Regions from separate parts of the Homo sapiens genome. Here region 1 is linked to region 2. A link is a loop called in an ENCODE intact Hi-C map of the cell type or tissue named here. Cell type or tissue: left ventricle myocardium inferior. All regions are shown on one strand. Links, peaks and the distances in the headings refer to the core of each region. The heading gives the core; the rest is flanking DNA. Region 1 has its middle 11 kb from the start of STING1. Region 2 holds the start of DNAJC18 (DnaJ heat shock protein family (Hsp40) member C18).

Evidence for each region. Peaks named below come from ENCODE experiments on the same cell type or tissue, not always from the same donor. Only the 100,000 strongest peaks of a DNase experiment are listed, where the experiment ranks them.
Region 1: a loop joins it to region 2, with 2.1 times the contacts of the local background. A loop is called at or near these places in 26 of 110 quality-filtered maps.

Annotation. Positions count from the first base shown.
Region 1 is chr5:139,485,594-139,501,350 of GRCh38, reverse strand. It overlaps the pseudogene LOC101059986 and the pseudogene NCOA4P4. Among named protein-coding and RNA genes, the nearest start is that of STING1, 11 kb to the right of the region's middle. RefSeq lists enhancers at 12,692-12,881, 14,441-14,941. In left ventricle myocardium inferior, for the core only: a CTCF peak has its summit at 8,542; no DNase peak of the experiment used is centred there; H3K4me3 peaks cover 657 bases; H3K27ac peaks cover 2,183 bases.
Region 2 is chr5:139,431,552-139,447,308 of GRCh38, reverse strand. It overlaps DNAJC18 (DnaJ heat shock protein family (Hsp40) member C18), which reads left to right and starts at 7,784. Exons shown (of 8, transcript NM_152686.4): 1 at 7,784-7,903; 2 at 9,751-9,937. The coding sequence starts at 7,864. RefSeq lists enhancers at 7,414-7,913, 9,214-9,714 and a silencer at 8,117-8,226. In left ventricle myocardium inferior, for the core only: no CTCF peak of the experiment used is centred there; DNase peaks (open chromatin) are centred at 7,738 and 8,138; H3K4me3 peaks cover 1,532 bases; H3K27ac peaks cover 2,279 bases.

The DNA.
Region 1 (15,757 bases), core at 4,216-12,215, 53 kb before region 2:
GGCTGGAATGTAGTGGGACGATTCCAGGTTCAAGTGACTCTCCTGTCTCAGCCTCCCGAGTAGCTGGGAGGACTACAGGTGACTGCCACCATGCCCGGGTAATTTTTTTTTTTTTTTTTGAGATGGAATTTTGTTCTTGTTGCCAGGCTGGAGTGCAATGGTGTGATCTTGGCTCACCACAACCTCTGCCTCCTGGGTTCAAGCAATTCTCCTGCCTCAGCCTCCAGAGTAGATGGGATTACAGGTACATGCCACCACCCCTGGCTAATTTTTGTATTTTTAGTAGAGATGGGGTTTCTCCATGTTGGTCAGGCTTGTCTCAAACTCCCGACCTCAGGTGATCCACCTGCCTCTGCCTCCCAAAGTTCTTGGATTACAGGCATGACCTACCATGCCCAGGTGTAATTTTTGTATTGTTAGTAGTTACAGGCTTTCACTGTATTGGTCAGGCTGGTCTTAAACTCCTGACCTCAGGTGATCCATTTGCCTCAGCCTCCCAAAGTGCTGGGATTACAGGTGTGAGCCACCATGCCCGGCCTAGACACACCTGTAATCCCAGCTACTTGGGAGGCTGAGGCAGGATAAGCACTTGAACCCAGGAGGCAGAGGTTGCAGTGAGCTGAGATCCTGTCACTGCACTCCAGCCTGAGCGACAGGCTCTGTCTCAAAATAAATAAATAAATAAATAAATAAATAAATAAAACTAAAAATAAAAATTTAAAGGTACAAAAGTGCAAAAGCATATGCAGTTAAAAGTGAGTCTTGGCCAGGTACAGTGGTTCACGCCTGTAATTCCAGTACTTTGGGAGGCCGAGGTGGGCAGATCACTTGAGGCCAGGAGTTCCAGATTAGCCTGGGTAACATGGTAAAACCTCTTCTCTACAAAAGATACAAAATTTAGCTGAGTGTAGTGGTGCACATCTGTGGTCCTAGCTACTCGGGATGCTGAGGTGGAAGAAGCATCTGAGCCCAGGAATTCAAATTCGAGGTGATAGAGTGACCCTGTCTCAAAAAAAAAAAAAAAGACCGGCCATGGTGGCCCACTTCTGTAATCCCAGCACTTCAGGAGGCCGAGGTAGGCAGATCACACGAGGTCAGGAGTTCAAGACCAGCCTGAGCAACATGGTGAAACCCCATCTCTACCAAAAGCACAAAAATTAGCCTTGCATGGTGGCACACATCTGTAATCCCAGCTATTCAGGAGGCTGAGGCAGGAGAATTGCTTGAACCCAGGAGACAGAGGTTGCAGTGATCTGACACAGTGCCCCTGCACTCCAGCCTGGGCAACAGAGATTCTGTCAAAAAAAAAAAAAAAAAAAAAGACATATAGATTAGTGGAAAAGAATTCAGAATCCAGAAATAAACTCTCACATTTACAGTCAGTTGATTTTTTTTCTTTTTTTTAAGCGGGAGTCTCACTCTGTTGCCCAGGCTGGAGTGCAGTGATGTGATCTTGCCTCACTGCTAACTCCGCCTCCCAGGTTCAAGTGATTCTCCTGGCTCAGCCTCCCGAGTAGCTGGGAATACAGACGTGTGCCACCACATCAGGCTAATTTTTGTATTTTTAGTAGAGATGGGGTTTCACCATGTTGGTCAGGCTGGTCTCAAACTCCTGACCTCAAGTGATCTGCCACCTTGGCCTCTCAAAGTGCTGGGGTTACAGGCATAAGCCAACATGCCTGGCCCTGTCACAGTTGATTTTTATTTTCAACAAGGGTGCCAAAATAATTTAATGTGAAAAAGAATAGTCTTTCCGACAAATGGTGCTGGGACAACTGAATATGTACATGGAAAAGAATAAATGTGAATTCCTATCTCACACCATATAAAAAAGAACTCGAAATGGATCAAATACCTAAATATAAGAGCTAGAACTATTTACACTCTTAGAAAAAGACATGGGCATAAATCTTTGTGACTTGCTCAGGCAAGATTTTCTTAGATATGGTACCAAAAGGACAAATAACAAAAGAAAAAGTAGGCTGGGGGCAGTGGCTCACTCCTGTAATCCCAGCATTTTGGGAGGCAGAGGCAGGCGGATCACCTGAGGTTGGGAGTTCGAGACCAGCCTGATTAACATGGAGAAACCCCATCTCTACTAAAAATACAAAATTAGCCAGGCGTGGTGGTGCATGCCTGTAATCCCAGCTACTTGGGAGGCTGAGGCAGAAGAATCACTTGAACCCAGGGGGCAGAGTTTGCGGTGAGCCAAGATCCCGCCACTGCACTCCAGCCTGGGCAACAAGAGATAAACGCTAACTCAAAAAACAAAACAAAACAAAACAAAAGGTAGATGAATTGGATTTCACCAAAATTAAAAACTTTTGTGTTTCACAGGACACCATGAAAACAGCAAAAAGATAACCCAAAGTAGTGAGACCCCGTCTCTACAAAAAATAAAAAATTAGCTAGGCATGGTGGTGCGTGCCTGTGGCCCAAGTTACTCAGCAGGCTGAGATGGGAGGATCACTTGAGCTCAGGAGTTTGAGGCTGCAGTAAGCCGTGATCATGCCACTGCAACTCCAGCTGGGGTGACAGCAAGATTCTGTCTCAAAAAAATAAATAAAGATTGCCGGGAGCAGTGGCTCACACCTGTAATCCCAGCACTTTGAGAGGCTGAGGCAGGTGGATCACTTGAGGCCAGGTGTTTGAGACGAGCCTGGCCAACAGGGTGAAAGCCCATCTCTACTAAAAATACAAAAATTAACCAGGCATGGTGGTTCATGTCTGTAGTCCTAGCTACTCGGGAGGCTGAGGCAGGAGAATCACTCAGAAAATCTCAGGAGGCAGATGCTGCAGTGAGCCAAGATCATGCACTGCAATCCAGCCTGGGTGACAGAGCAAGACTCTGTCTCAAAAAAAAAAAAAAAAAAAAAAAAAGAAGAAGAAGAAGAAGAAAAAATTTAAAACTAATATATCTGATAAGTAACGTATCTAGAATACAGAACTCTTATAATAAAATAATAAATTATTACAATAATAAAAAGATAACCCAATTAAAAAATGAGCAGGGTGTAGTAGTAAGCACCTATGATTCCAGCTACTTGGGAGGCTGGGGTGGAAGGATCCTTGAATCCAGGAGTTTGAGGCTGTAGTGCACTATGATTACATCTGTGAATACCCACTTTGCTCCGGCCTGGGCAACATGGTAAGACCCCCTCTCTAAAAGAAATTTTTTCTTTTCTTTTTTCTTTTTATTTTTTTTTAAGACGGAGTCTCGCTCTGTCACTGCCCTGCTGGAGTACAATGGCATGATTTCGGCTCACTGCCACCTCCGCCTCCTGGGTTCAAGTGATTCTCCTGCCTCAGCCTCCTGAGTAGCTGGGATTACAGACATGCACCACCACGCCTGGCTAATTTTTTGTATCTTTTTTTAATGGCTGTTATGCTTTTAATGGTGGCATGTACAAAATTCATCAATGCAAAAGATGTTTTACATACTCATAGACATAGTGATTAATGTAAATTATATCTTGACAATGTAAAGTACAGTGTGTTTGGCCTCAGAAAAGAAAGTAGAGAGTTAGCTGCAACTTAACATAACTGGAAAGGCTCTTTACGTTGTTTTTGCTCACCACCTTTATTATGATACTTCTAAATGATATCTGGGGAGGGAATTAAAAAATAAGACAAAGCTCTTTTCAGCTGTGGTTCAAAGAACTCTAGTGAAGCTGTATGGCAATGACATTGTGGGACCATGAAGTTTCCGTAGAAGTATTTTCAATAACAGGCAGTTAAGAAGCTTAATAGTTTCAAAGTCTGGAAAGCAGTAAAGATATCTTAGAGAATTTAAAAACATAAACTCCACTTCTCTCCTACAGAGACATTTTAAAGCATGGACATAACTTTAAGGAGATTGAGAAAACATCAGTAGTTTTCATAAAGCTTCAATGAACACCCCAAGGCACAAGTGTTGAAAACGGCCTGTTCACTAGAACATCACTTTTGGAGATACAGGTATGCTGTGCTTGCAGTGAGAGGACGACTTTATCCCTAGTTTAAAGCACCGGGTGTCAAGCTCAGCTTCCATTTACACAGGATGCACCAATAATCCCTATGATAGTGAATCGTTCAAGTACTATTTCCAATAGGTCTTTTGCCTATTTGCTTAGTCAGTATTGGGGTTCTTTTAAACTCTGTGGGTCTGAATTTTTTTTTTTTTTTTTTGAGACAGAGTCTCACTCTGTCACCCAGGCTGGAGTGCAGTGGCGCAATCTTGGCTCACTGCAACCTCCGCCCCCAGGGTTCAAGCGATTCTCCTGCCTCAGCCTCCGGAGTGGCTGGGATTACAGGCACCTGCCACTGCACCCAGCTAATTTTTGTATTTTTAGTAGAGATGGGGTTTCGCCATCTTGGCCAGGCTGGTCTTGAACTTTTGACCTCGTGATCCACCTGCCTCGGCCTCCCAAAGTGCTGGAATTACAGGGGTGAGCCACCACACCTGGCTGGGCTGTAGAATATTTTAAAAGGTTAGAACTACCTCAAAAATAGTGTTGAAATAATACCGAGCCCTTTTAAAAGAGCTCACTGCATTTTTAAATAACATTTATGGAAAGAAAGAAAGACAAAATTTGTAGTAGCTGAGTTCCTTTCAAGTGAAAAGTAATAATGTAGAACTAACATGTAGGCTAAAATGTTTGGTAATTAATGTCAAAAATTGCCAAGATTATTAATATATATTTTGGTAACCACCATTGGGCAGGTTAATTTTTTGTGCAAAATACACTATATATTAATAGAACAGGAAAATCATTATTTCAGACCACTAACAGAAGAAAACCCACAGCAAGAGAAGCATCTATAGGGCAATTAAATGTTAGGGAATTTACTATCTTTAGAATACATCAATACACTTTGATTAGAGAAATATTTCATTTTTAAAACTAGAGTGTTTTAATGTACTTTTAGTAACAACCCAATCTAAGGAGACTTGGAGGCTTGTGAAAAAGACATATCCACAAAGATGCTGCATTTCTAGTGTGTGGGTGAATTAATACTTCTGTAAGGAGGAAGGAACTGAATCACCTCAGCATCAATAAACAGCATTTTTCTTTTAAACAATAACTCATAATCTGATGACTCATTTTGCTTTACTAGTTCAAAATTAGGCAGGAGAAGAACTAAGCTAACTGGTCAGACCCAGAAACACAATGATTTGGCAAGCCGCGGTCACTTAGCTCATGATGTGTGATAATAGGCAGAAAGGCTGCTCAACTCTTGTCCAATCCTTCACATCTGTAGAGGAGTTTGATATAACCACTTATCTTTATCAACTTTAAGCTACATACAGGCAAAGAGATCACAAACTGCAGGGAGGTGGTAATGGTCTCGGGGGAAGTTATGTTTCTCCTGTAGAGGTTAATTAAGTAATACTTCCTGGGTCTTCTTCCAAAGCAGCCACTTGTCTTCTCCAGAGGATAACTGGCTGAGATTGCCCATCTTCTCTCCTGGCAGGACCCAGTCAGCTGTGTTAAAGGGACACCAGGAAGTGCTCATATGGGCCTTTTAAGCTTTTGTTTGCCAGTTCTGTCTTCAGTGCTAGGCCCTTCCTTGGGACTTCCTTCTTTGTATAGGGGCCTGATAAGCCACTCCAACAAGGGGCTGTTCTTTATGACTTGGAAGGAATCAGCAATTCTAGAAGGAACCACTGCCTTTGGTGCTTAGTTTGTTCTATTAATTCTTTTCTAGAAGGACAGAGCCACATATTCAGGGAATCTTTATGCTTCTCAGGCTCAGGTTTGGGTTCCACGGGCATCCCATTTTTATCCTTTCCTTCTTTCTTCAGAAGCCACTTATACAGAGCCTCCTTCTCACAGCTCTCATCACACACACACTCTGCAGAGCTTGTACAGGGCTCATTGGCTCTGCACACCTCTTCTGCCTTACATGGGTCCTGATGGTTCTGGACAAGCCAATCCTCTGTAACCATGCTGAGGGTGAACAATGGTTTCTTGGCCTCCAAGTGGTCATTCAGACACTTCAGATTGCCCAGGTTTTCAATCCCCACAGTTTGGGGCTGGTTTCCCTGACAGTTGGTACAGGAGTAAGTCTTGACAAGCCAATCATTCACATTATAGGACTGGAATAAGAGCTTAAACTTCTCACTGGTTTCACAACTGCCATTCTCAGGCTTCCTCAGCTTATGGGATTCCTGGGGAGTCACCAGCCAATCTGATAGGTCCATCTCATCTTGATCAGGAAGCTTTAGATCTTCAAACTTTTCCATTTCAATGGAGAAATGACTAGTAGTGGAATGGCTGTTACAGTTTTGATAACTTGGTTTTTCAGGAATTTCCTGTTGCTGACTCTTGAGGAGCCAGTTTTCTAAGCCCTTTAGGTTTCCCCAGACATTACTGAAGAAATTGCAGGCTCTGAAAGAAGTCTGGCTATTCTCCAAGGTCTGCTTTTGGGTGAGCCAGTCCTGGGGGTTGGTGCTGGGTATGTAAGGAGCCTGATGACCACTGGCAGGTTGGCTCCCAAGCAGCCATTCACTGAGAGGGACAGCTACAATACTGGATGCTGACTTCTGCTCTGGCATTGGGTTATAGCTTCTCTTGTCCAGGAAGGGCCCAATATTTGATGAACTAGCATGAGCCATGAAGTGCTCAGGAGTCTGAATGATTTTGAGAGACCCAAATGTGGTGATGGTCTGGCGCAGAGCACTTGTGTCAGCTTCAAAGAGCGAGATAGTTGAATCTTTAGGCTTAAGGGTCAAACTGCCCAGTCTCTTCAGGCACGCAGACTTGATTGGCTAGATCTTTGTTTTGGGTACAGTCCAGTTGATGAGTAAGAAAATTGAACTGGCCCAATAACCACTAGAGCTACTGAGCCTGCTGTTGAAGTGTCTCCTCTTTAAGCTGATAGATGAGGTCTACCTGTTCATATAGCCACACCTCACAACTTCTAAGACATTCCAGGTGACAGCTTATGCAACTGTGAATCTGAGCTTTGACCTCTCTCAAGTTATCTTTAATTTGCTGTTCAGCCCGGAGAACTCCACCAATAGCAAGCTCCAAGTCCCTCCATGCATCACTACACCTCAAAAGGGGTTCTATTTATTTATTTATTTATTTATTTTTGAGACAGAGTCTCGCTCTGTTGCCCAGGCTGGAGTGCAGTGGCGCGATCCTGACTCACTGCAAGCTCCGCCTCCTGGGTTCAGGCCATTCTCCAGCCTCAGCCTCCTGAGTAGCTGAGACTACAGGCGCCTGCAACCACGCCCAGCTAATTTTTCGTATTTTTAGTAGAGACGGGGTTTCACCGTGTTAGCCAGGAGGGTCTCGATCTCCTGACCTCGTGATCCGCCCACCCCGGGCTCCCAAAGTGTTGGGATTACAGGTGTGAGCCACCGTGCCTGGCCTCAAAAGGGGTTCTCTATTACTGGAGCTGCCACTCTGGTCTTAGAAGGTATTCATTCTGCTCACTGCTCCAGGTCCGAGTGCCTCTCTGAGCGATCCGAGGGGACCTTGGGTGGGCTGAGACACGGGCCACACAAACCTAGGGCCCAAAGCAATTTTTTGTATTTTTAATAGGGATGGGGTTTGGCCACATTGGCCAGGCTAGTCTTGAACTCCTGGCCTCAAGTGATCTGCTGGCCTCGACCTCCCAAAGTGCTGGGATTACAAGCATGAGCCACTGCTTCCAGACTAAAAAATTTTTTTCTTTTGTCTATAACCTTTAGATTTATTTTTATATTTATGAAGCAATAAGCAAACAAATAGTAAGAGTTGGGGGAGATTACCTAAAATGGTTTTCTTTTGGAATAGTTTTCTAAAAAATCAAATAACTGTTATTATTTTAAGTTGCATGGGACTGAAGCTGCACCTGGAAAGGGATTTCATTTTCATGACCTGCAAAATTGGTTAGGCAATGAGCTATTATTCCTCCCTCCCTGTGAACACATTTATAAACTTCGATGGGGGCAAATTCCATCTAATACTCTGAAAACCATTTCTCATCTCATAATTTACCCAAATCATGTGCACGACTGCAAGAGGAAATAAACAGAAATCTTTAAGCATACATAAGCCACAATGGATTATTAATCTTGTACAGACAATCCAGCATTAAGGCTAATTTGATCTTTTAAACATTTTATGGAAAACATTTGACATTTTCACTAGAAAAGCCCACAAGCTATCATAACCCCAAAGGCATACAGCCGTGGCAGGCAGGGCTCCATCGGGCTCCTCTTGAACTGGGCACCCCTTCACGGGTAGAAAAGCAGGAACACATGTCTTCGCTTCCTGCTGCTCTGCACACACATCACAATATCTTGCAGAAGGTGGTTTCTGTCTTCCTTGGAGACATTAAACACTTTCACATCATTTCTGTTTCTGATTTCTTCTACAAGGGCCAGTGACTTTCCTTTAGGGACTGGGATTGTGCCAGCGATTATAGTCCCTGGGGTAGATAGCATCTGACAAACAGATTGGATGAAAGGCTAACTAAAGAGTTTCATTTTCCCACTCTCATCAGTGACACACACTCTCTGCCCTGGGTCACTGCTGGAATCTGCATTCCTCAAGATAGGGAGCGCCAACTGCTCAAAATAAGTCAGGTTAACCACATAATGCCCAACTTGGCATCCACATTTTCCAGGTGGAGGCTCTAACCCAACTCTAAATAAAGGCCCCTGGATGCCAAACAACACGATGACATCAAATCCTATTCTTCTCCCTCCCTGTCTGACTTCCTCTCTATAAAATCCACTGGGGTCGTGGTCAGGGTTGCAGTCGGGTTAGGGTTGCAATTCAGGTCAGGTCCAGGTCAGGGTCACGATTCAGGCCCTGCTCACCCTGTACCGTAGGCCCCCAGCAATTTTCTTTTTTTTTTTTTGAGATGGAGTCTCACTCTGTTGCCCAGGCTGGAGTGCAGTGGCATGACCTTGGCTCACTGCAACTTCCACCTCCCAGGTTCAAGCGATTCTCCTGCCTCAGCCTCCCGAGTAGCTGGGATTACAGGCATGCATCACCACACCTGGCTAATTTTTGTATTTTTAGTATAGACGGGGTTTCGCCATGTTGGCCAGGCTGGTCTTGAACTCCTGACCTCAAGTGATCCGCCCACCTTGGCCTCCCAAAGTTCTGGGATTACAGGCGTGAGCCACTGCACCCGGCCCCCAATTTTTTTTTTTTTTTTTTTCTGAGATGGAGTCTCGCTGTGTCACCAAGTTGGAGTGCAGTGGCATGACCTTGGCTCACTGCAACCTCCGCCTCCCGGGTTGCAGCGATTCTCCTGCCTCAGCCTCTCAAGTAGCTGGGATTACAGGCACCCACCACCATGCCCAGCTAATTTTTGTATTTTTAGAAGAGACGGGTTTTCACCATGTTGGCCTGGCTCGTCTCGATCTCCTGACCTTGTGATCCACCCGCGTCAGCCTCCCAAAGTGCTGGGATTACAGGCGAGAACCACCGCGCCTGGCTCAAAATTTTTTTAAAATAAAAAAATAAGATATCACTTCACATACACTAGATGGCTAGAATTTAACAGGCAGAGAATAGCAAATATTGACTAGGAGGTAGAGAAACTGGAACCCTCATACATAACTAGTGGGAAAGTAAAATGGTGCAACCACTTGGAAAGCAGTCTGGCAGTTCTTCAAAAGTTTATATATAGAGTTGCCATATGACCAAGCATCCCCTCACCCAGGTACATACCCAAGAGAAATGAAAATGTGTGTCCACACAAACACTTGGGCATGAATGATCATTGCAGCATTATTTATAATAGTCAAAAAGTGGAAATAACTCAATTGTCCTTAACTAATTAATGGTCAATAAAAGTGGTATATCAATGGAACATTATACACAATGGAATATTTTTGGCAACAAGAAGGATAAAAAGAAATGAAGTACTGATACATGCTACAACATGGGCAAACCTGTAAAACATGATGCTAAGGGCAGGGCGCAGTGGCTCAGGTCTGTAACCCCAGCACTTTGGGAGATCAAGGAGGGCTGATCACCTGAGGTCAGGAGTTCGAGACCAGCCTGGCCAACATTGTGAAACCCTGTCTCTACTAAAAATACAAAAAATTAGCTGGGCATGGTGACTCGTGCCTGTAATCCCAGCTACTCAGGAGGCTGAGAGAGGAGAATCGCTTGAACCCAGGAGGCGGAGGTTGCAGTGAGCTGAGATCGCACCACTGCACTCCAGCCTGTGTGATGGAGCGAGACCCCATCTCAAAAACACACACATAAAAAACAAACAAAAAAAAACCATGATGCTAAGAAGCCGGACACAATCACATATTGCATGATTCGATTTATGTTGTGTCCAGTATAGGCAAATCTATAGATACAGAAAGCAGATTAGTGGTTGTCTGGGGATGAGGTAGGGGTGTTGGTTGGTGGTTGGGGGTTGATGGTTATATTAGTCCATTCTCACACTACTATGAAGAAATACCCAAGACTAGATAATTTATAAAGGAAAGAGGTTTAATTGACTCACAGTTTTGCATGGCCGGGGCGGCCTCAGGAAACTTACAATCACGGCAGAAGGAAAAGGAGAAGCAGGCACCTTTTTCACAGGGCAGCAGGATGGAATGAGTGTAAGCCGGGGAAATGCCAAACGCTTATAAAACCATCAGATCTCATGAGACTCACTCACTATCATGAGAACAGCATGGGGGAAACCACCTCATCATCCAATTACCTCCACCTGGTCCCACCCTTGACATGTAGGGATTATGGGGATTACAATTCAAGATGAGATTTTTGGTGGGGACAGAGCCAAACTATATCAATGGCTAAAGGTACAGGTTTCTTTTGGGAGTGACAAAAATGTTCTAAAATTAACTGTGGTGATGGTTGCACAACTATGTGAATATACTTAAAACCATTGAATTGAATAGCATGCTTTAAGTTGGTGAGCCGTATAATATATGACATATCTCAATAAAGCTATTATCAAAATGAGTAAATAAATAAACAAGACTGGGCGCAGTGGCTCATGCCTGTAATCCCAGCACTCTGGGAGGCTGCGGGGGATGGACCACCTGAGGTCGGGAGCTCAAGACCAGCCTGACTGACATGGAAAAACCCCATCTCTACTAAAAATACAAAATTAGCCAGGCATGGTGGTGCATGCCTGTAATCCCAGCTACTAGGGAGGCTGAGGCAGGGGAATTGCTTGAACCTGGGAGGCGGAGGTTGCAGTGAGCAGAGATCGTACAATCGCACTCCAGCCTGGGCAAAAAGAGCAAAACTCCATCTCAAAAATAAATAAATAAATAAATAAATAAATAAATAAATAAATAAATAAATGGTAGATCTCTGCACCCGGCTAGATACCTCCTTCCAACAAAATGTGGGTCCATTGTTCACTTCCTGAAGATATAGCAGCTCAGCCAGCCAGCTGTGCTTCCCTGCCCCCAATCACACCATCATCTAGCCCCTCTTTCCTCATTACGTCTACTAGGATAGCATCTTGTTTAGGGAAGACCATGACACAATAGTTAATTCCATGATGGGACAATAGAATTATAACAGAGGGGCAGCTGGAGTCAGACCCAGAAGCCACCCCTGGATTAGATATCAAATCTCTGTGTCTGCAGGAGAGGTGATTTGAGCCCAAGGTAGAAACCAAGGTAAGAGGGGCTGGCAACTCCAAGAGTGTGATTGTCAGTGGTGATAATGATGGTGATGGTGCTGGTGGTGGTGATAAGAGTTAGCAATTACTGGCAGGGTGCAGTGGCTCACATCTGTAATCCCAGAACTTTGGGAGGCTGAGGTGTGTGGATTGCTTGAGCCTAGGAGTTCTAAGCCAGCCTGGACAACATGGTGAAACCCCATCGCTACAAAAAAAAAATACAAAAATTAGCTAGGCATGGTGGTACAAGTCTATAGTCCTTGCTACTTGGGAGGCTGAGGTGGGAGGATTGCCTGAGTCTGGGAGGTCAAGGCTGCAGTGAGCTGTGATTGTCATTGCACTCCAGCCTGGGAGACAGACCCTGTCTCAAAAACAAACAAACAAGCAAAAAAAAACAAAAACAAAAAATGACTGGGCAAGGTGGCTCATACCTGTAATCCCAGCACTTTGGGAGGCCGAGATGGGTGGATCACTTGAGGTCAGGAGTTCAAGACCAGCCTGGCTAACATGGTGAAACCCCATCGCTACTAAAAATACAAAAATACAAAAATAGTGGCATGTGTCTGTGGTCCTAGCTACTCGGGAGGCTGAGGCAGGAGAATCGCTTGAACCCAGGAGGCGGAGGTTGTAGTGAGCCGAGATTGCACCACTACACTCTAGCCTGGGCAACAAAGTGAGACTCCATCTCAAAATAAATAAATAAATAAATAAAATAAAAAGACTTAGCAATTACTGAGCATTTACAAATCAGGTCTGCACATGCATTTATGCATTTTTTCTTTCCATTCTCAAAACAATTCTGTCAGATAAAAGATGTTGCTATCCCCATTTTAGGTATGAGGAAATTTGGGTTTAAAGAGGTTGCATATCTGGGCCAAGGTCACACAGCCAGAAGAAGCAGAGGCCAGATTGGAAACCAGGTCTACTGTGATCAACTGATAAAATCCCCCCAATGTCCCTATTCTGGTAGGATTAAGGGGCACTGAGGTTGTGTGGGCAAAAGAGTGGCTCCATAGAGGCCAGAGGCCTCCCTACCCCATTCACACTCTGTCCAAGGCCCAGAGTCCCCTGAATGAAAGCATGGGGGCTTATTTCTCACTGGGACCACTGATAATGAGTTTCAGGGAAGACTCGTGAAAGCTGTAACTCAGCTGGAAATAGAAATGAAAGCCAGCCCAGACCAGCACTTCCGGGGTGTCTGGAGGGAAGAAGCAACTACCAGAGGAAGGAGCAGGCTGTGGAGCGGAGTGTGGGAACTCAGCACCACCAGCCTGAGAGCTGCAGCCAGTAAGCCAGGCAGCCTGGAACTTGGGCCTAACTTCCCTCCATGGCCCTCAGCTTCCTCTTTGGAGGACCAGATGGTCAGTCTGGAAGAGCTGTGATGTCCCTGCTTGTCAATACAGCTGAAGTGTCTTACTGCTGAGGACAATCCCATGAATGCAGCTGTTGTGATGCTTCCTAGGTACTGAGGCCCTGGCCACAAGCCACAAGGGTCCCACCCACCCTCCAGTCCCGTTCTTATACCACTGACCCTGTTATGAATTAAGTTGTGTCTCCAAAAAGATAATACTGAAATCCTAATCTATGGTAGTTGTGAATGTGACCTTACTTGGAAATAGGGCCTTTGCAGATGCAATTGAGTTAAGGTGAGGTCATTAGGGTAGGTCCTAATCCAGTGACTGGTGCTTTTTTTTTTTTTTGAGACAGAGTCTTACTCTGCCCCCAGGATGGAGTGCAGTGGTGCAATCTCAGCTCACTGCAATGTCCACCTCCTGGGCTCAAGCAATTCTGCCTCAGCCTCCTGAGAAGCTGGGATTACAGGCGTGAGCCACCATGCCCAGCTAATTTTTTTTTTTTTTTGAGATGGAGTTTCGCTGTTGTTGCTCAAGCTGGAGTGCAGCGGCGTGATCTCGGCTCACTGCAACCTCCGCCTCCTGGGTTCAAGAGATTCTCCTACCTCAGCCTCCTGAGAAGCTGGGATTACAGGGTCCTGCCACCACACCCACCTAATTTTTTGTATTTTTAGTAGAGACGGGGTTTCACCATGTTGGCCAGGCTGGTCTCGAACTCCTGACCTCAGGTGATCCATTTGCCTCGGCCTCCCAAAGTGCTGGGATTACAGGCATGAGCCACCGTGCCTGGCCTTTTTTTTTTCTAGAGATGGGGTCTCCCTGTGTTGCCCAGGCTGGCCTTGAACTCTAGCCTCAAGCAATCCTCCTGCTTCAGCCTCCCAAAGCACTAGGATTACAGGCATGAGCCACTGTACCTTCACCTGGTGTCTTCATAACAAGAAAGGCTATGTGAAGACAGAGACACAGAAGGGAGAATGGCACGTGATGAAGGAGGCAGAGGTTGGGTCCAGACACACCTGGGACTACCAGAAGGTAGAAGTGGCAAGGAGAGATCCTCCTCTAGAGCGGGAGTCCCCAGTCCCTGGGCCTCGGACCAGAACTGGTTTGTGGCCTGTCAGGAACCGGGCTGCAGTGGGCGAGCGAGCATTACAGCCTGAGCTCTGCCTCCTGTCCGATCAGTGGCGGCATTAGATGCCCATAGGAGTGCGAACTCCATTGTGAATTGCACATGCGAGGGATCTAGGTTGCATGCTCCTTAGGAAAATCCAACTAATGCTCGGATGTGAGGTGGAACAGTTTCACCCTGAAATCATCCCCCTTCCCATCCATGGAAAAATCGTCTTGCAAGAAACCAGTCCCTGGTGCCAAAAAGGTTAGGGACCGCTACTCTAGAGATTTCAGAGGAAGTGTGGCCCTACCAACACCTTGATTTTGGACTTCTAGCCTCTGGAACTATGAGAGAATAAACATCTGTTGTTTTTAGCCACGAAATTTGTGATACTTTGTTATGGCAGTTCTTGGAAACTAACAGAGACCCCTCCACATGCTTACTTGCCCCAGCTGCACCAGCCATTGCTCTGTTCCTCCACTGCCTGGCTCCTTCCCACTCCAGGGCCTTTGTGTGTGCTGCTCCTTTCAGAATGTTGCACACCCACCCGCCCTCCATCACTCCCATCCTCCTTCCAAACTCAGGGTAAATCGCTGCCTTCAGGGAAACCTGACCCTGGGTATTCCAATTTCCGCTCACGGCAGCAGGCTGAGTGCATTCCTTGTAGCCCTGCCACATCTGTAGTTAACTACTTACTCATACAGTTGTGTTCTGCCCATTTCCCCTGTCCAGCTGTAGGTGCCATGACAAGTACTGACCTGGCACGTGCACCAGCAGTCCTATCCCATGCAAAGCACGGTACACACAGGGATAGACTGCATGGATTAAGGGTGTGCGGAAATCCTGGCCTGGCACTGGAAGGCCCAGGCTGTGGGGCCTCTGCTCCCTTCGCAGCCTGCACTCCTTCCCGCACCCTGCAGGACCTTTCTCTCCAGGCAGGCCAGGCTAGGCTGGCTTCCCGGCTTCCCTGGACCCCACCATTCCCACTCCTTTTGGCCAAGCCCCAGCTTACTTTATCTGAATGACCTGGCCTCAGTGCCTTCTGCGCCTGCAAGGTCTGCATTAGAGCAGGTTCAGACTCAGGGAAATGAGCCCAGAGTAGCAGGTAGGGCAGAGGGGAGGGAGAGGGGACAGACGGGAGTGGAAGGAGGTCTTAAGACTGAGACAATGTTGGGATTCTCTCTCTCTCTCTCTCTCTCTCTCTCTCTTTTGAGACTAGGTCTTGCTCTGTCACCCAGGCTGAAATGCAGTGGTGTGATCATAGCTCACTGCTGCAGCCTTTAACTCCTTGGGCTCAAGCGATCCTACTGCCTTGAGCTCCCAAAGCACTGGGATTACAGGCGTGAGCCACTGTGCCCAGCTGGATTTTCTTTACGGCATATTTTAAACATTAAACAGGTCAGGCATGGTGGCTCACGCCTGTAATCCCAGCACTTTGGGAGGCCAAAGTGGGAGGATCACGAGGTCAGGAGATCAAGACCATCCTGGCCAACATGGTGAAACCCCGTCTGTACTGAAAATACAAAAATTAGCTGGGTGTGGTGGCACGTGCCTGTAATCCCAGCTACTCTGGAGGCTGAGGCAGGAGAATTGCTTGAACCAGGGAGTCGGAGGTTGCAGTGAGCTGAGTTCGCACCACTGCACTCCAGCCTGGCGACAGAGCAAGACTCCGTCTCAAAAATTTAAAAATAAATAAATAAATAAA
Region 2 (15,757 bases), core at 3,180-11,179:
TGAGAGAGACAGGCTAGAACAACAAGTTTCATCCCCTCTGTCTCATTAAAATTATTAAAATGAGACTGTAGAAACCGAGTGAGCAGGGCGTAGTGGCACATGCCTGTAATCCCAGCACTCTGGGAGGCCAAGGTTCCAGAGGATCGCTTGAGGCAGGAGTTCAAGACAAGTGTATTAGACCATTTTCACACTGCTATAAAGAAATACTGGGTAATTATAAGGAAAGAGGTTTAGTAGACTCAGTTCTGCATGGCTGGGGAGGCCTCAGGAAACTTACAATCATGATGGAAGGGGAAGCAGGCACCTTCTTCACAAGGCAACAGGAGAGAGAGTGAGCAAGATCAGGAAAAACTGCCGTATAAAACTATCAGATCTCATGAGAACTCACTCACTACCATGAGAACAGCATGGAGGAAACCACTCCCTTTATCCAATCACCACCCACCTGATCCCTCCCTCGACATTTGGGGGTTATGGGGATTACAATTCAAGATGAGATTTTGGTGGAGACACAGAACCAAACCATATCAACCAGGCTGGGCAACATGGCAAGCCCTTGTCTGTACAAAAAAATACAAAAATTAGCAGGGTGTGGTGGCACATACCTGTGGTCCCAGCTACTCAGGAGGCTGGGGATCACTTGCTTCTGGGAGGTAGAGGCTGCAGTGAGCCATGGTTGATTGCACCACTCTCCTCCAGCCTGGGTGACAGGGTAAGATGTGAAAGAAAGAAAACAAAGGAAGAGAAAAGAGAAAGAAAGAAAGAAAGAAAGAAAGAAAGAAAGAAAGAAAGAAAGAAAGAAAGAAAGAAAGAAAGAAAGAAAGAAAGAAAGAAAGAAAGAAAAGGAAGGAAGGAAGGAAGGAAGGAGAAAGAAAGAAAAGGAAAGAAAGAGAGGGAAAGAAAGAAAAAGGGAGGAAGGGAGGGAGGAAGGGAGGAAGGGAAGGAAGGAAGGAAGGAAAAAAAGAAAAGGAGAAGAGAAGAGAACTTACTGTATTCTAAAATCCCCTAGGACAGGGCCTGTAACCTGCCCATGTCTGTAGCTCCTGCATGACACACTGTGCCCAGCACTTCCTAGGTAATCTAAACTGGCTCTTGGGTGAAGGAAATCTGATCATAAGATTGGGCTCTGCCACAGACTTTGGGTGCAATTGTCCCCCTCCTCCAAGCCTGTTCTCTTATATCTTTACTTTTTTTTTTTTTTTGTACCACTGCTGGAGTGCAGTGGTACAATCGTGGCTCACTGCAGCCTTGAGTTCCTGAGCTCAACCAATCCTACCTCAGCCTTCTAAGTAACTGGGACTCTTGGCATGAGCCACTGCACCTAGCTAATTTTTAAAAATTTTTTGTAGAGACAAGCTCTTGCCGTGTTGGCCAGGCCAGTCTCAAACTCCTGAGCTCAAGTGATCCTCTTGCCCTGACTTCCCAAAGTGCTAGGATTACAGGCATGAGCCACCATGCCTGGCGGGTTTTAAAGTGAGCTGGCTGGACGACTTGGCCTTCACTATCTTTTCTCATTCTTACATTCCACAGTTCTATAGACTCTGGACGTAGGAAAAAATGAATACAATGTGCTAAGTAGAGATCACTCTGGGTGAGAGCCAGAGACAAGTTGCAGGCAGCTCTGGACAAGCCTTTCACATTCTCAGGAGTTCCATTTCTCCTGTGTATTAACAGGGAAGAATGCGCCCTACCTGGCCCTGGCTACCTCACAGGCTAGTGGCTAGGTAAAATGGGATAATAAACATGGAGATACTTGGGAAGTGAGCAATTGTAGCAGACAGCTTGGAGTAGGGCACCAGCACCCAGGTCCCACTTCAGGATCAAGGCGCTTGTTCCCCAGCTGTGGGATTGTTGGCTGGTTGATGATTGGCTGATGGGGGCTAAGAGTGGGAATGAAGACCTGGACCCCTTGCCTCAATTCCTTTGCCCCCATTCCTACTTCCCTTACTCCTCATAGCTGTTGTTCCAGGGGTGCTCACTAAGAAACCTTTAGTATGCAAATCTCAGCGTCTCAGAGTCTATTTTGTGGGGTACCTAACCTACGAAAGCAATACTGCAGTATTTTTTGAGGGGAGAGAAGACAGGGTCTGGCTCTGCCTCCCAGGCTGGAGTGCAGTGGCATGGCACAATGATAGCTCACTGCAACATCAAACTCCTGGGCTCAAATGATCCTTCTGCCTCAGCCTCCCAAGTAGCTGGGACTATAGACGTGTGCCACCACAACCGGCTAATTTATTTAAATTTTTTGTAGAAATGAGGTCCTGCTACGTTGCTCAGGCTGGTTACAAACTACTGGGCTCAAGACATCCTCCCCCCTCAGCCTCCCGAAGTGCTGGGATTATAGGTGTGAGCCATCACACCTGGTTAGTTGTTTGTTTTTTGTTTTTTGTTTTTTGAGGTGGAGTTTCACACTTGTTGCCAGGCTGGAGTGCAATGGCACGATCTCCACTCGCTGCAACCTCTGCCTCCCAGGTTCAAGTGATTCTCCTGCCTCAGCCTCCTGAGTAGCTGGGATTACAGGTACCCACCACCACGCCTGGCTAATTTTGTATTTTTAGTAGAGATGGGATTTCACCATATTGGGCAGGCTGGTGTCGAACTCCTGACCTCAGGTGATCCGGCCACCTCAGCCTTCCAAAGTTGTGGGATTACAGGTGTGAGCCACCATGCCCGGCCTTGGCTAGTATTTTTTAAATAATTCATATATATTTGATTTAAATCTCACAGCCAACAGCACATGACTTAGTAGCCACTTCTGGTCCAACATCCACCATTGGGATGGAACCCCTCAGGTGACATAACAATGTCTAGGATTCTGTTTGTGCTGTTGTTATTCTGCCTGCCATGGGCACTGAGTACAGCTGCTCATCATACTGGACTAATCAGGTCAAGGACATGGGGCTTCATTCTAAGTAACTCAGCTGTCATCTTCATTATAAAACCACACATTTTCCTCTGACTCTGGGCAATGACCTGCGTATATAAGCTGTTAGTCATAAGGTATTTATATGTGGGGGAAGAGGGAGACAACTGGTATTAATAATCTTTGAGATTGAAAGGCTTTTACCCTGACACTGACACCGCAGTACCACATAAGCCATGTGGATTTTCCTGTTGCTAAGTAACTCTATCCTTTGGGAAGGGGTTGAGGATGAATTAAATGCTGAATTCTGCTCTGGAGCAAACTCTAATAGAGAGGTTTCTCCTGGAGGAGCCTACTATTTATGCAAATCCAAGATGCCACCTCTGACAGGAAATCTGAGTGCAGCCTTCTGCAGCCCTTGCAGCTTCCTTGAAACCCTATCTCTTCCTTCATGTCTAGACAACAGGATGATGATTGTTTACAAGATGACTTCCTCCCTTTTCTCACACAGGACTACGTGGTCCTTAAACAGGAACAGGTGGCGGGGATTGGGGGCTAGCTGCAGAATGTCCTTCTCTCATTTTTTCCCTCATCCTATGGGAGGGCAACCAATAAACCAGCACAGACACACAGGCCCAGTGGGACAGGAGGATCATTTACTCAGCTTCTTTCTTCTAGGGCTGGATGGGGCAGCATCTCAATCATATAGGGCACAGGACAGACCTCAGTATCACCAGCAAGAATCCATTACAGTTCAACATGTAAGTAAGTGGAGGCGCCTTAATCCCAACACTTGGGAAGTCCCCGGGGGCAGGATTGCTTGAACCCAGGAGTTCCAGACCAGCCTGGGTAATATAGTGAGATCCCATATCTTAAAAACAAACAAAAAAAAAGCCAGGCATAGTGGGCATAGTGGCATGTGCCTGTGGTCCCAGCTACTCAGGAGGCTGAGGTGGGAGGATCGCTTGAGCCCAAGAGATCAAGGCTACAGTGAGTTGTGATAGCGCCACTGCACTCCAGCCCGTGTAACAGAATAAGACCCTGTCTCAAAAAAATAAAGTAAGTGGAGAAAACTGAGAGAAATCTGAGGCTGGCCCTAAGGTAAAATGGTTTAGCAGATGAAGGATCATTGCAGGCCCCCTTGACCTAGTTCTGGCACACAATTTCCCCAAGCCCAGCTAGTACTACTCTATTAAATTTGAATGTGCTGGAAAACACTGTGTGATTCTGTCCACCAGTCTTTTCCTGGGTTTGTGGATGTCCTCCTTTCTCTCTTCGTCAAACTTCTTTCCACATCTACCTCCTTCTCTTTGAGAACTGCCTTGGAGACCCCAATTTCTCTTCCCTTATCTCCTTCCCAGTTACCCTCTCACTTTTCCTGTGGGTCCTTTTCGACTGGCATCTCCATCCTATACTCTTTGGGCCCACAGCTTCCTCTTTTACAAAACACAGAAATTGAACTTTACAGTGAGGATTATTTTTGCTGACTAGTTGATGAGTTTAAGCAAAAACTGTCACAGAAGTATTCTTAATGTTGAGCTTTAGAGTTTCGCGTTAGTCCAAGTGATGCGATCATAAAAAAAAAATTCATCCAGAAGTGTTAGTTGAGGTGTAAACAAACTGAAGAATACATGTGGATACTTGGCAATATTTGAGAAGGTCATAATGCTAAACCATTTTTGTTACTGTTCTAGAAGTAAATGAAAAGAAGTCTGGAAAAGAAGGGGATGTAAGGTTTCAGAGCATGAGGAGAGAGGATGCTTAGCTACCAGACAGCAGCTAAGATTTGGGAAGAGGCCCCAGCTTCCCAAATCTTGTCCAATACTCTTGAACCTAGGCTCTGCTCCTAGATAGTCTCATAATTCATAGTTGCTCCTCTCAATCCAGTTAACCCCTACAGTGCTCTAACAGCCCACTCTCAGCCAAACACCTCTGACTTCATGGTATTCTAACATCTCCAGGTAGTACCTCCAGACCTTTTCCCTGTGCCCCTGGACTCCAAGGTCTATCCCACCCTCAGCTGTCCATCTTCTAGAGCAGGCGGTCTAGCCTCCCCAAACCAGAAGAACTTCCTTTTTATATTCAACCACCTGATGGATGTCCCTGATCAGTTCCCTCAGCTGCAGAGCACAAGAAGGACCTTCAGGATCCAGCTTTCTGTGAGTACACTGCTCCGTGGATTAGTTAGCTGGTCATAGGTCCAGTGTCCTAGAGCTGAGCTTTTGACTCATCTCATGGTTCTGGGGCCTCCTTTGCCTCTCAAGTTTAAGGACATCCATAATTCATTGGATTTAGGATGACCCAAAACCTTCTCATACTAGTTCACTTTTGCCATCTTCTTCTGTTTCTGAAAGGGAGAAAATCACCAGTTTTAGTGGCTGGATTCAGGGGTTAGGGTACATGGACAAGCAACTTCCCAGCCCTTTTTGGTAGTGTTTTGCTTCTTGTCTTATTTGCAGGTAATGATTGCCAGATAGACAGGAATGGGGTCCAGTTAGTTATATCCAGGACCTTATGATATACCCCATATATACCCCTTTGCTCCTAATTTACAATGTCAAACTATAAAAAATGGTTTCTCTTCCTCTGAGCCAGTCTATAACAGTGGTCAGCATTTATTAAACACATACTACATGCCAGATGAGGTGCTAAAAGCTTTGCAAGCATTATCTTACTATATCCTACGGCAATCCTATGCAGATTTTTTAACCACTATGCTAAATTCCTCCTCCTAAATTAAGTGAAAATGACCAAATTTCTAGACAACTGTTACTTTCTCAGTGCTTATGGGGGTGGGGATGAGGGAAGAACACTGACTTTAAGTGCTCCAGGAGAAACTGATATTACAAATGACACAAGCCTTTAGTGGTCAACTGGTTTGGTAGTTTTCAAACATGTAGGTTTTCTTTCCTTTAGTAGACCACAAAATACAAAACAGAAAAAAACAGAGCTTCTTTGATTGAAGAAGGGTGAGGTGCTAGTGCCTTCCCTGCTATGCCTTCCTCCCCGCTCCCACTCCTCAATAGAAGATTCCAGAGACATCTGCACATTAAGCCTTAAGGATTCCTCAATTTAAAAACCGCTAATTGAGGCCGGGTGCGGTGGCTCACGCCTGTAATCACACCACTTTGGGAGGCTGAGGCGGGCAGATCACAAGGTCAGGAGATTGAGGCCATCTTGGCCAACATAGTGAAATCCCGTCTCTACCAAAAATACAAAAATTAGCTGGGCATGGTGGCGTGCGACTGTAGTCCCGGCTACTCGGGAGGCTGATGCAGGAGAATCGCTTGAACCAGGGAGTCAGAGGTTGCAGTGAGCCGAGATTATGCCACTACACTCCAGCCTGGCGACAGAGTAAGACTCTGTCTCAAAAAGCAAACAAACAAAACTACTAATTGAATCCAACCTTCTCGTTTTATAGGTGATGAGACTGAGGCCAAAGAAGAAGGAAAAAGGAGATGTTCAGGATCACGCAATGATTTGTGGCAAAACCCCAGCTATTAATATAACACCTATACAACTTCTAGACCAGTGCTTTTTCCACTTGAAAGGCCTTGTTATCTGAGTTTTGTTTTTTGTTTTTTTTCTGAGACAGAGTCTCACTCTGTCACCCAGGCTGGAGTGCAGTGACGCGATCTTGGCTCACTACAACCTCCGCCCCCTGGGTTCAAGCGATTCTCCTGCCTCAGCCTCCCTCCCGAGCAGCTGGGACTACAGGCACACGCCACCATGCCCAGCTAATTTTTGTATTTTTGGTAGAGACGGGGTTTCACCATGTTGGTCAGAATGGTCTCGATCTCCTGACCTCGCGATCCGCCTGCCGCGGCCTCCCAAAGTGTTGGGATTACAGGCATAAGCCACCGCGCCCGGCCGTTCTCTGAGTTCTTAAGTGGGCATAATGTCAGTGATGCCAGGGCCATGACTGTAGGCAAGGGCTGGAACTGCATGCCCTTTGGTGCTTTTACCCTTCCAAGTTTATGTCCAGGAATATACATCTCTCCCCAACTGCCTAAGTAGGTGCTAGTTGATATCATGATTGATTTGGTCTTCTTGGGTAAGACCTCAGTTAATTCTGGGTAATTTTTTGTTTGGGGATGAACTGTAGCCATCCACCTATGAAGAAAGTGTTGCTTTTATTCTTTGCTAGGTTCCATCCATACCTGGATGAGGAACAGCAAGAATATTTATTTCCTCATTTCCTTTTTACTAATCTCAATGTCTGGTCCTTCAGAAAAGAAACGAATGGGCTAAAGAGATAACTAGACTGGAAGAGAGGAGAAAAGTGTCAGAGGGGTGTTGGAGTAGGATGGGTTGGAGGAAGGACAGGAACAGCAAAGATGGAGGCTCTTCATGCCGGCCCCAATACCTTTCCATGTCTTCTTTCTCCACCCCGATACCCTCTGATGTCCAGTGCCTGAGGAGCTGGGGCAGTAGGGACATACTGAGATTGCCCTCCAACCCCATAAATCTACATCACTTTTCTATTTTCCTGACTCAAGCTTCCAAAGGCTGGGTTCCGCATCCCCAAAACCCATCTCTGAATCTCCAGGGCCTACCACTGACTGCACAGAACAGGCATTAGCGTATGCTTCAAAAAGACATCCCTGAGGAGCATAATAGTCATACTGTCACCCTCTAGCCTATAGTTTGCGAAGCCCTTTCCAGGCAGGACTTCAGTCGCCCCTCCTTGGATGTCCCTAGGGTTAGGCAGGGCCGAAGCCACTATCCCAACTCTACAAATGAGGAAAAGCCAAGAGCCGTGCTGCAGGCAGCTGGCAGCTGGCAGCAGCACTCTTCCACAGATCTCCTGACGAAGGTCGAGCACTTCTCTGCGTCTCCCACGGCCTCTGGCGCAGAGCCTGCCGGGAGTTGTAGTCCAGTGCCCCGGGAGCTCATATGGACTGGACTACAATGACCAGCGTGCCCCGCGCTCCGCGCCCCCTTCTCTTTCAGCCTCGGGCACGGGGGAGGCTCGGCGGACCTGCTGATTGGGAACCGATATGGCGGCGACTCTGGGCAGCGGGGAGCGCTGGACGGAAGGTACTAGGTCCCCGCCTGAAGGAGGGATAGGGCGGCCTTCGGGAGAGATCAGGGATGAGGATCCTGAAGACGCACAAGGGCTGAGATCCTGGGTCTGAGGTGATGGATAGAGGCCTGTGAAAAGATGCTGAGCCTGAGTAGGGTTGCGGATGGGGTAGGGAAGCTGGGGACCGACCGCGAGCCCAGAGTCACCGGTGACGACTTGTTGCCTCCGGCCCCCAGCCCCGCCCCCGCCCGTGCCCCGCCCAGGGCCCGCAGCTGTCAGGCCCCGCCCATGCCAAGGTGACTGGAGGGCCCGTGGGGTGCTGCGGTCTCTCCGCAGCTTGCTAACCTGGCCCTTATCTTTCGCCTAACTGGGCCACCTGACCTTCAGTCCCTGTTTGATCATGTCGCTCCAGCCGGCATCAGGACCAGCCTTTTCCACCCTACAGTCAGGCAAAAAATATTGATCCAATACCTATTGTGTGCCCCGCCTAATGCTGATTCTGCAGTGGGGATTTGACTGACATGGGTCCCTTAGCTCACAAAACTCGCAGCCCACTGAGAGAGTTTGACGACTGAACAGCCAATTACAAAACGGGCGAATAATACAAAACGCCTGGGCTACACAGCAAGGTCAGGGATTTGGAGAGCACACTTACAAGGTACCTAACGCAGACTGGCTGTCAAGGGAGGTTTCTTGCAGAAAGTGTTACAAATGGTGACAAGAAGGATGCGTCGGAGTTAGCCAGGCCGACTTAGAGGAAGACTGTCCAGGAGCAGTGGGTGGAGGTAGCTGAGGGATGTTAAGCGGAAGAAAGATGTTGTTAAAGCCTTTCTCAGGTCCTCCAGAGAAGACATGAGTGCTCTGCCCCTTTTGACTGTATTGCTTATGACCCTCTTTACATTCTGCAGGTGTTGTTATTGAATCTTCTCCCTTTAAACCAGGGGTATCCAATCTTTTGGCTTCCCTGGACCACATTGGAAGAAGAATTGTCTTGGGCCACACATAAAATACACTAACTGACGACTAAATAACTAACTGATGACAGCTAATGAACTTTAAAAAAATTGCAAAAAAAAATCTCATAATGTTCTTTTTTTTTTTTTTGAGACGGAGTCTCGCTCTATCACCCAGGCTGGAGTGCAGTAGCGCGATCTCGGCTCACTGCAACCTCCGCCTCCCGGGTTCACGCCATTCTCCTGCCTCAGCCTCCCGAGTAGCTGGGACTACAGGCGCCTGCCACCACGCCCGGCTAATTTGTTGTATTTTTAGTAGAGACGGAGTTTCACGGTGTTAGCCAGGATGGTCTCGATCTCCTGACCTCGTGATCCGCCCGCCTTGGCCTCCCAAAGTGCTGGGATTACAGGCGTGAGCCACCGCGCCCGGCCCTCATAATGTTCTAAGAAAGTTTACGAATTTGTATTGAGCTCAAAGCCGTGCTGGGCCACATGCCACCTGTGGGCCGCGGGTTGGACAAGCTTGCATTAAACTAACCTCTTTGTGGTCAGGAGTAGATCTTACCCATCCGCCCTCTTGATCTTCTAGCCAAGTTCCTTGGTATATATTAGTTCTATAATTGTTAGTGTAAAAGAATTGAACTCCTCTCTACTTTAAATTTTAGGGGTGGGAGGCACTGCAACAAAAAATACTATTTTACGAGCAGTGTCTCTTCTGACCACGGACCACAGAGAAACATGTTTATTCAGCTTTGTATGAGTGCTTAAAAGTCAGCATGACGCCTCTAGCCCTGGCCATCATGCTTACCTTCTCATGCTTACGAGCAGCCTCCCAGAGAGGAAAGGCAGGTTGCAAAGTTGATTTTCAGGGTCAGATGGAGACCTAATGGAGGGGCTGTTGTTTGCAGCTTACATTGACGCAGTTAGAAGAAACAAATACCCAGAAGACACACCTCCTGAGAGTCATGACCCCTGTGGCTGCTGTAACTGCATGAAGGCACAAAAGGAAAAGAAGTCTGAGAATGAGTGGACTCAGACCCGGCAGGGTGAGGGGAACTCCACGTATAGTGAGGAACAGCTGCTTGGGGTACAAAGGTGAGCATGTGGTGAGATTAAATGAGTGATTTTATGGAAAGTGCTTAGAAGAGTGCCTGGATGTGCTATGTAAGTATTGACTGATGATAATGATGATGATGATGATAATTGAGGCATACTAGCTTCTTGACCTCAGAGGGAAGACTGAATAGAAGTGGAATATTAGGGTATAACATGAACTGACTACCCTGCTTCTACTTTAAGAGAGGCAGCAGAAACCGACTAGACACAACACACATCTACAGGACATTCTTTCAACAACAACAGAACGATTTTCTTCTTAAGGATACATAGAATATTCTCCAGGATAGACCATATCTTAGGTCATAAAACAAGCCTCAATAAATTTAAAAAGATTGAAATCATACAGTGTATGTTCTCTGAAATCAAAAACAAAGGGAAATTTGAGAAATTCACAAATATGTGGAAATTAAACTACAAGCTCCTAATAAGCAAGCAAGTCACAGAATAAATCACTAGGAAAGCTAGAAAATGCTTTGAGATGAGTGAAAATGAAAACACGACGTACTAAAATGTATAGGATGCAGCTAAAACAGTGCTTAGAAGGAAATTTATAGCTCTAAATGCTTATTTTTTTAAAAAAGACTCCAAATCAGTAACCTAATCTACCTTAAGGAACTAGACAGCCTGGACAATACAGTGAAACCCCCTCTCTTCCAAAAAATATATATATACAAAAATTAGCTTGGTATGATGGCACCAACCTGTAGTCCCAGCTACTTGAGAGGCTGAGGCAGGAGGATTGCTTGAACCCAGTAGGTTGAAGCTACAGTGAGTCATAATCGCACAGCAGAGCAAGACCCTGTCTCTCAAAAAAAAAAAAAAAAAAAAAAAAGAAAGAGGGATATCCCTACCAATCCAAATACTATGAACAATTGTGTGCCAACAAATTAGATAACCTAGATAAAATCAGCAAATGCCTAGAAAGACACAAATTACTGAAACTGACCCAAGAAAAATGGAGGCCAGGCATGGTGGGTCACACCTGTAATCCCAGAGCTTTGGGGGTGCTGAGGCAGGAGGATTGCTTGAGACCAGGAGTTTGAGACCAGCCTGGGCAACACAGCAATACATTATCTCTAAAAAAAGAAAAAAAAAATACTTGGGCATGGTGGCACATGCCTGTGGTCCCAGCTACTTTGGAGACTGAAGCAGGAGAATCACTTGAGCCTAGGAATCTGAGGTTACAGTAAGCTATGGTAGTGCCACTGCATTGCAGCTTCGGTGACAGAGACCTTATTTCCAAAAAAGAAAAAGAAAAAAAAAAGGAAAACCCAAGTAGACCTACAACAAATAAGGTGATTTAATTAACAATCAAAAAAATTCTAGCTGGACATGGTGACTCATGCCTGTAATCCCATTACTTTGGGAGGCTGAGGTGGGAGGATCACTTGAGCCCAGGAGTTCAAGACCAGCCTGGCCAACATGGCGAAACTTCATTAGTACAATAAAAAACAAACAAAAAGACCCCACAAAAATTAGCCGAGCATGGTGGTGCACACCTGCAGTTCCAGCTGCTCAGGAGGCTGAGGTAGGAGGATTGATGGAGCCAGGAAGGGCGAGGCTACAGTGAGCACCACTGCACTCTAGTCTGGGTGACAGAGGGAGACCTTGTCTGAAAAAAAAAAAAAAAAAAAAAAAAAAACTTCCAATGAAGAAAAGTCCAGGCCCAGCTGGCTTCATTCTTTGAGACCAGTATTAACTCTGTAACCAAAACCAGACAAAAATATCATAAGAAGTCTAAATTATCAACCAATATCCCTTATGGATATAGATTTTAAAATATTCAATAAAATACTAGTAAAACAAATACAGCAATGTAAAAAGTATTATATATTTTCACCAAGTGGGATTTATCCCAGTATTGCAGGATTGTTTAACACACACAAGTCAATCAATGTAACATACCATGTTAATAGAATAAAGGACAAAAATCACACGATCATTTCAATAGGTACAGAAAAAGCATTTAACAAAATCCAACACTCTTTTTTTTTTGAGACGGATTCTTGCTCTGTCACCCAGGCTGGAGTGCAATGCCACGATCTCGGCTCACTGCAACCCCTGCCTCCCAGGTTCAAGCGATTCTCTGGCCTCAGCTTCCTGAGTAGCTGTGACTACAGACGCGCACCACCATGCCTAGCTAATTTTTGTATTTTTAGTAGAGACGGGGTTTCACCATGTTGGCCAGGATGGTCTCGTGACCTTGTGATCTGCCCGCCTCGGCCTCCCAAAGTGCTGGGATTACAGGTGTGAGCCACTGCGCCCAGCCCCAACACTCTTTCATAATAAAAACACTTAACTAGGAATAGAAGGGAACTTCCTCGACCTGATAAAGTCCATCTACAGAAATCCACAGTTAACATCATACTTAAAGGTGAACAACTAGGTGTTTTCCCACCAAGATCAGGAACAAGACAAGTATGTCTGTTCACTCTTGCCACTCTGTTCAACATTGTACTAGAGGGTCAAGCCAGGGCATTTAAGCAAGAAAAAGAAATAAAAGCCATCCAAATTGGAAAGAAGAGTAAAACTACATCCACAGATGACATGATCTTGTAAATGGAAAATCCTAATGAATACACACACACACACACACACAAATACTGTTAGAACTAATAAACAAGTTGGACAAAGTTACAGGATATAAGATCAATATACAAAAATTATCATTTTTCTATATACTAGCAATGAACAATAAAAAAATGAAATTAAGAAAATATAGTTGAGGCTGGGTGTGGTGGCTCATGCCTGTAATTCAAAACTTTGGGAGGCTGAGATAGGAGGATCTCTTGAAGCTAGGAGTTCAAGACGAGCCTGAGCGACATAGCGAGGCCCTGTCTCTACTAAAAATAAAAATTTAGCCAGGTGTGGTGGCATGCACCCAAAATCCCAGCTACTCAGAAGGCTGAGGTAGGTGGATCCCTTGAGCCCAGGAGTTCGAGGCTGAGGTGAGCTATGATCACCCTACTGCAATCCAGCCTGGGTGACAAAGCAAGACCCTGTCTCTATATACAAATAAATAAATAAATAGTTTTAAAAAAGAGATACAGTTGGCCTTTGAACAACACAGGTTTGAGTGGCATCAGTTTGAACCATGGATTTTTATATGTCAATTTTAAAAGATAAATACATTGGAAAAATTTTTTAGATTTGCAACAATTTGAAAAAGTGGCTCACATCTGTAATCTCAGCACTTTAGGAGGCCAAGGCAGGAAGAATACTTGGGCTCAGAAGTTTGAGACCAGCCTGGGCAACACGGCAAAACTCCGTCTCTACTAAAAATACAAAACTAGTCAGGCGTGGTGGCGCACACCTGTAATCCCAGCTACTTGGGAGGCTGAGGCGGGAGAATTGTTTGAACCCAGAAGGCAGAGGTTGCAGTGAGCTGTGATTGTGCCATTGCACTCCAGCCTGGGCAACAAGAGCGAAACTCTGTCTCAAATAATAATCATCATCATCACCATCTCACAAACCATGGAGCATGGACATACCAAAAAATTAAGAAAATTATATGAATGCATAAAATATATCTAGATTCTAGTCTATTTTATCATTTACTATCATAAAATATACACAAATCTATTATAAAAAGTGAAAATCTATCAAAACATATGCTCACAAACACTTGAGACTACATGGTACCATTTGCATTTGAGAAAAATGTAAACATACAGGTGCAGTATTAATCACACCTGCATAAAATTAACAGTAGTACTGTACTACTGTAATAATTTTGTAGTTAGCTCCTGTTATTTTGCTGAGCCTCAAGTATTGGGAGTATCTGCTTAAAATGCCACATGATGCTAATCATCTCTTTGTGAGCAGTTTGTCTCTTGAGTAAATTATGTATAGCAGTAAAAAGTGATCTCTTGCAGTTCTCCAGTTTTGTTTTTTTTTTTTTTTGAGATGGAGTTTTGCTCTTGTCGCCCAAGCCGGAGTGCAGTGGCACGATCTTGGCTCACTGCAACCTCCACCTCCCAGGTTCAAGCGATTGTCCTGCCTCAGCCTCCCAAGTAGCTGGGATTACAGGCGCCCACCATCATGCCCAGCTAATTTTTGTATTTTTAGTAGAGATGGGGTTTCACCATGTTAGCCAGGCTGGTCTTAAACTCCTGGCCTTGTGATCCACCTGCACTTAATGCCAGCAGGTAAGAAAACATTGCACTTTTTGCAAAATACCTTTTCATCTCATATTGAAAATGAAGCTTTTATATGGGTGCAGGACTGCTATAAGAAAGGCATACAGTCCATGATGTGATTATTACTTATCGCATGCCTGAGCTCAAGGCTTCCACTCACCTCAGTCTCTCAAAGTGCTGGGATTACAGGTGTGAACCCTGCGGCCAGCCCTACCTCATCAACTTTTTAGTGCAGACAAAAGTGCCCTATTCTGGAAAAGAAATGTCACAAAGGACATTGTACTAGTAAGGATGAGAAGTGAGCATCAGGATATAAGGCAGGAAGGGATAGGCTAACTCTGCTATTTTGTGCAAATGCAGTTCAGTTTATGATGGGGGCTGCCATTATATATAAAGTTGCTAACCCCTGAGCCTTGAATGGAAAAGATGAACACCAGCTGCCAGCCTTTTGGTTGTACAGCAAGAAGGCCTGGGCACTGAGAGCCCTTTTTCTGGACTGGCTCCATTGATATTTTCTTCGTGAAGTCAGGAAGTACTTTGCCATTAAGGGACTGCCTTTAAAAAGTTCTTTTGGATTAACTCAGGGTTATGGTGCATGCCTGTAGTCTCAGCTACTTGGGAGGCTGAGGCAGGAGAATTACTTGAGCCCAGGAGTTGGAGGCTGCAGTGAGCTATGATCGTGCCACTGCACTCCAGCCTGGGTGACAGGGACCCTACCCTGTCTCTAAAAAAAAATAAAGTTCTGTGGCCAGGCGCGGTGGCTCACGCCTGTAATCCCAGCACTTTGGGAGGCCAAGGCAGGTGGATCACAAGGTCAGGAGTTCAAGACCATCCTGGCCAACATGGTGAAACCCCGTCTCTACTAAAAATACAAAAATTAGCTGGGTGTGGTGGCAGGTGCCTATAATCCCAGCTACTCGGGAGTCTGAGGCAGGAGAATTGCTTGAACCTGGGAGGAGGAGGTTGCAGTGAGTCGAAAACATGCCATCGCACTCCAGCCTAGATGACAAGAGTGAAACTCTATCTCAAAAAAAAAAAAAGAATGTGAAAAGTCAACCCACAGAATGGGAGAAAACATTTAAAAACTGTATATCTGATAAGGGACTTTATCTGGAACGTACAAAGTTCTCTTAAAACTCAACAATAAGAAGACAAATAACCCAATTGGAAAAATGGGCAAAGGGTCTGAATAGGCATTCCTCCTATATATTCCTCCATATATGAATAAAGAAGATATATATATGGTTAGTAAGCATATGTAAACTTGTTCAACATCTTTAGTCATTAGGGAAATGCAAATCAAAACCACAATGAGATATACCCACTGGAATGTCTATAGTCAAAAAGGTGGATGATAAGTGTTTATAAAGAAGCAGATAAATTGGAACCTTTGTACATTGCTGGTAGGAATGCAGCCAGTTTGGAAAACAATATGGCAATTCCTCTTAAGGTTCAGAAGAAAATTAAGATTATTGACCTAGCAATCTACTCCTAGTATATTCCAAGAGAAATATAAATATACTTCCACAAAAAAACTTGTACATGAATGTCCATAGCAATATTATTCATAACGACCCCAAAGGGGAAACAACCCAATGTCCATTAACTGATAATGGACAAGCAACATGGTGTATATCCATACAATGAAATACTATTT